2 separate regions of the Homo sapiens genome follow, and region 1 is linked to region 2. Evidence: read pairs that join two places in POLR2A ChIA-PET (ENCODE). Cell type or tissue: A673. All regions are shown on one strand. Region 1 overlaps LOC105373592 (a long non-coding RNA gene). Region 2 overlaps LOC105373592 (a long non-coding RNA gene).

What was found. Peaks named below come from ENCODE experiments on the same cell type or tissue, not always from the same donor. Only the 100,000 strongest peaks of a DNase experiment are listed, where the experiment ranks them.
Region 1: POLR2A ChIA-PET joins it to region 2 with 5 read pairs; 1 of 35 experiments calls an interaction of 5 or more read pairs at or near these places.

What each region holds. Positions count from the first base shown.
Region 1 is chr2:121,906,786-121,909,285 of GRCh38, forward strand. The region is part of intron 1 of LOC105373592 (a long non-coding RNA gene); the gene reads left to right. Among named protein-coding and RNA genes, the nearest start is that of LINC01823, 120 kb to the left of the region's middle. In A673, no CTCF peak of the experiment used is centred here; a DNase peak (open chromatin) is centred at 1,306; H3K4me3 peaks cover 301 bases; H3K27ac peaks cover 2,067 bases.
Region 2 is chr2:122,202,115-122,204,614 of GRCh38, forward strand. The region is part of intron 2 of LOC105373592 (a long non-coding RNA gene); the gene reads left to right. Among named protein-coding and RNA genes, the nearest start is that of LINC01823, 410 kb to the left of the region's middle. In A673, a CTCF peak has its summit at 1,461; a DNase peak (open chromatin) is centred at 1,547; H3K27ac peaks cover 2,193 bases.

The sequences.
Region 1 (2,500 bases), 300 kb before region 2:
CGGGGTTTTGCCATGTTGGTTGGGCTGGTCTCAAACTCCTGACCTCAAGTGATCTGCCTGCCTCGGCCTCCCAAAGTGCTGGGATTACAGGCATGAGCCACCGCACCTGGCAGTGCACATTTTTTGTTTTTGTTATTCTTGGAACACACGAGGAAATGTTGCCATGCTTTGCAATTTCAAAGCACCTTTACCTGCATTGTCTGATTTCATCCTCACAGTAACTCTATGGGAGGTCTTCAGGGAGCAGTATTCCCAAAGTTAGATAGAAACCTAGATTCCGAAGGATTAAGTGTCTTTTCCTAGGTCTCAGCCAGTGGCATGGCTCAGTCTTAAACCCAGGTCTCCCAGTCTTTTCACGTACGTATGGGGGTCTGAGAGATGCCCAGGAGACAGCTGGATGTGTGGATTTGGCTCACAAGGCAGAGGCCTAGGCTGCAGAGAGAGAGATAAGCCTCACCAGCAAATGTACCTTTTGCTTTTCTGATAAAAGGAGACATATGCAGCTGCAGCTGGCTTTGCCCATCTCCCCTCTCCTACCTTGAAGGCAGGTGTGATGTCTGGGGCTGTGGCAGCCATCTTGTCACCAAGAACTGGCAAGTGATGCCAGAGGCCCATTCACCAAAGATTGTGGTGTGGAGGCACAGGAGGCGCCAGTGCTGCTGAGTAGTTGAAATCCCATGGGCATCTGCTTACCTCTGGACTTCCTGTGATGAGGAAAACAAGCCCTGCTTTTCTAAGTCCCTATAGTCAGGTTTTCTTTGCTTGATGTTTCCCCGGGAGATGTAACACCTAGAGGGGTAGCATGAAGGAGAAAGAGCAAGTACACTAAAGAATGCAGACAGTGCTGCAAGAGTAGGGAGGCTGGATCTTCAGTGACCCGGGATCAACCTTGCACCCGCTACCACCAGGCTGTGTGAGGTAAACGGGAGCTGTCCTGGTGTGCTAAGCCACAGCTGGTCAGGTTTCTGTTACGGGTAGACAAAATTATTCCTAATTGTTACACCTGTCTTCCTTGGGTAAAATGCTAAATTGATTTATGAAATAAATTATATAAATGGACACACACACACACACACACACACCCATACACAGAGACAGTGTTGAAACAGAGAGAGGCAGAGGCGAAGGTGGGGTGGAGGAGTAAGGGGCAGTCTGGCTGGGACCAGCCTTCCTGGGCAGGCATGAGGAAGGCACAGCCTTGGGTCTCGAGGGAGCAGCTCCATCCTGGGAGCTCTGCCAGGCGCTGTAGGCACCGCGTCTTTCTGCCCCCACGGCTCCCTGCTACGTGCTGAAAGCCTTTGTGCCTGCTGCTGCTGTCTGGGCCTCACTGTCACCCCATGCTGTCCTGTGTCATGTTTCCGTCGTGGCTGACTTGCCTCTGCATGCTGAGCTGTGTGGCAATTTGTAACAAAGCAGGAAAGCCCTCTCTCCCCTTTCTGGGACGCCCTGTAATGGAGACCTGAGCTGAGTGGCTTGTGCACCAGTGAGGTGTCTCCTTTTGGTTTCTCTCGGAGCTGTCCCTCTGTCCTGAGCCAGATGCAGGTGCAGGAGGCTGGGCTGTGGGAGGACCAGAGAAGCAGCTGCAGTGCTGGGCTCAGGATTCCTTTTTGCAACCAAAGACTGGGGCTTAGTGCCTTCTTCTCAGGGTGAGCTGTTTTCAGGGAGGCTCCTCAGTTCCTTGGCAACAGGCATCGTCCTTTGGGCACCCCACTGATTTGTCAGGTTCGCTGGTTCACATCCGGCTGGGTCTTTCTCAGGAACCTCCTTAGCCTCCTAGGGAAACAGACTCCATTCAGCACCTCCTTGTCCACTAGACACACATTCCTGGGCCATCAGAAACCTTTTTGGCCACAACCCGTGCCCAAGATGCACTCCCGCTTCCAAGATGGAGAGAAGGAACACCTAACACTGTCATTTTTTTCAAAGTTTGGGCCCCAGGCCTGCAGCTCTCTTCCCTCCTCCCGGGTGCAGATTCCAGATCCTGCCCACACTCCTCCTAGAACGCGTCAAGTGGCTACCTGTGCAGAAGCTTCTTTGGGGCTTACTTGTAGAGCGTGAATCCCAGAATAGACACTTCCCTATGAAGGAACACAGATAATGGGAGAAGAAAAAAGATACCTCCTTACTGGGGCAGGTTTGCTTTGCCCAAAATAGCCCTGTAACCAACGTGCTTCTGAAGTGCCTTTTGAAATCTAGGAACATTTGTAGTATTTTACATTCAGCTTAATAATTTATTGATGTTTAATATTTCACAAGAGTAAGGCAGAAAACCTGATAAAATTTTCATATCTGCTATTATAAGCTAAATGGAACATGAGGCGCTTCCGGATGGTGCTGAGTGGCTGAGGCCCGGGGTACGCCCCACACCCCCTCCCATCACAGCAGGTCCAGGCAGCTAAGTCAAACTCCTCCATCCATTAATTTTCCCAAATGTCCTGTGCACTTGGGAGAGCTGGAGGCCTGGGGATGTCGTGAAGTTTAGTTGAGCAGCAAGACCTGC
Region 2 (2,500 bases):
ATCGCCCAAGGGTGTGATTCATAGGGAAGGTTCCAGAAACTGTGCAGTGCCTCATGCTCATCTGCCAGCTGCTGGAACCATGATGGCTTCTGCTTCTTTTTCCACCCCAGATCTTTCATGAGTGTTTCTCATTGGAAGATTCAAAAAAGGCACCATGCTAGCAAAACAGTCTGGGAAATGTGGGTTTTGGCCTCTGCCTATGTGCCATAGGGGAGAGCCTAGGATAGCAGAGATAGTGACAAGGGCTGACAGCCATTTTCACCTTGCAGGACCTGGTACCTAAGGCACTCACTTGTGAGCAGAAGCAGAGGTGGTGTTAGTGTAACTGCCCAATAGGTTCTCCTTGTCTGCTGCCTAGACAGAGCCTATTTATCAAGACAGGAGGATTGCAATAGAGAAAGAGTTTAATTCACACAGACTGGCTGTGCAGGAGACTGGAGTTTTATTATTACTCAAATCAGTCTCCCTACAAACTTGGGAATTGGGTTTTTTAAGGATAATTTGGTGGATAGGGGGCCGGGAAGTCGGGGGAGTGCTGATTGGTTGAGTCAGAGATGAAATCGTAGGGAGTCGAAGCTGTCTTCTTGTGTTGAGTCCGTTCCTGGGTGGGGGCCACAAGACCAGATTAGCTAGTTTATCGATTTTGGTGGTGCCAGCTGATCCATTGAGTACAGGGGCTGCAAAATATCTCAAGCACTGGTCTTAGGTTTTACACCAGGGATGTTATCCCCAGGAGCAAATTGGGGAGGTTCAGAATCTTGTAGCCTCCAACTACATGACTCCTAAACCACAATTTCTAATCCTGTGGCTAATTTGTTAGCCCTGCAAAGGCAGTATCGTTCCCTGGCAAAAAGGAGTTTTGTTTTGGGGAAGAGCTCTTATCGTCCTTGTTTCAAAATTAAACTATAGAGTAAGTTCCCTGCAAAGTTAGTTCAGCCTATGCCCAGGAATGAACCATGACAGCTCGGAGGTTAGAAGCAAGATCATAATTTTCTCAGTTATAATTTTTTGCAAAGGCAGTTTCAATAGAGGGAAGGGGGATGATTTCTGTAAACTATCTGGGAGTTTAGAAATGCGATACAGAAAATAGCTTGTGTCGGGCAAAAGTCTTATCACCACTAGAAATAGTTTCACAATTGTTCTTGCTTGCAAGGGTAGTTTCCAAGGACAGAAAAGTAATATAGTTGGTTTCTTCTAAATGTCTTATATCCTGGTGGAAACTAGTTTCTAAAAATGAATATATTTTCAAAGATTACTTGAAAGCTGTTAAAAGTTGGGCTCTCATATGAAAGGAAACAATTCTTTATGGGGATTTGCTAGAGTTGTTTTTGTTTATAGAAACACTGAAGTCTTTCTCTCACTGATGCATTTTCTCCTGGGCATGAAATGTGTTCCTGCTGAAGCCAGAAGAGTGATATAGCCAAGAAGTGAGTGAGACACATGTGTTCCTTAAGAGGTTTTGACAAAGCTTCCGGAAGGGGGCATCTGTTATTAACAGTGGGAGCTATATTGCACTCTTTTGTTTCTCTTGGTCCATGCTGAGAAACAAGCCCAAATATCCCCATTCAGTATGATCGCTGAAATCTGAGCTCCCTGGAAAAGAATAGGGATTTAACACTTGAAATATGTGTACTTTCTTGGCATCGGTGTGCAGAATGTCTGAATCCTGACTCATGCATCTCTGGTGACTCCTGATTAACATTTTAACCCTCAGTTTTGAGCCACTGGGGAGAATGTTGGTATTCTTACGGCTTCTGTAATAATAGGGAACAGGGATTCTGATCCAGCCCTCATAAGCAAACTCAGCTATGTCTGCAAGGCACTTTTGATCTGCCTTCGTATATAGAAACCAAAGACTCCAGAACAAATTGGACCTGTGTCAAGATCCTCTTTAAGAAACTAAAAGTGGGAGCTTTTCACTAGAAAAGGGGATCCCACAGCTGGGCCACACCCTACAGTTGCAGAGTTGTCAAGAGTCAGATTATGGATATTGGGGAGTCACAATGGGGCAGGAAGATGGCACTGAAGGTTGAAATGGGGCAGAAAATGAGAGGTGCAAGAAAGAGCTCACCCAGGAACTACCGGAGGAGAATCTACTGTGATTCCAGCAGCAGGCCAGCGCGAGTGGTACGGATCTATATCATGGGCAGTGGTCATGTCCTGGGCTTGCTTCTCCAGTTTATGTCTGTGGAAGCAGAGCTGGTGAATCCCAGCAACAGTGCCAGGCTTGCTGACCCATAAGACATGGTTGTGCTCAGGAATTGTACGACTGGATGGCTCTGAGGTGCCTGTGATGAAAGGCTTCCACCTGCAGAGACGTCTTTTCTTTGTAACAGCTCTTCTATGACTACTTCCTCTGAGGGCGACCTGTGTGGGGTGGGGACTAGCTTTCTGGATGTGGGGCATATGTGTGTGGCCTTGGCCTCTAACAAGTGTGCCTCAACTCACTTCGTTAGGGTAGGTCCTGGTGGCTTTGTATGATCTCACTGCTGTTGGAGTC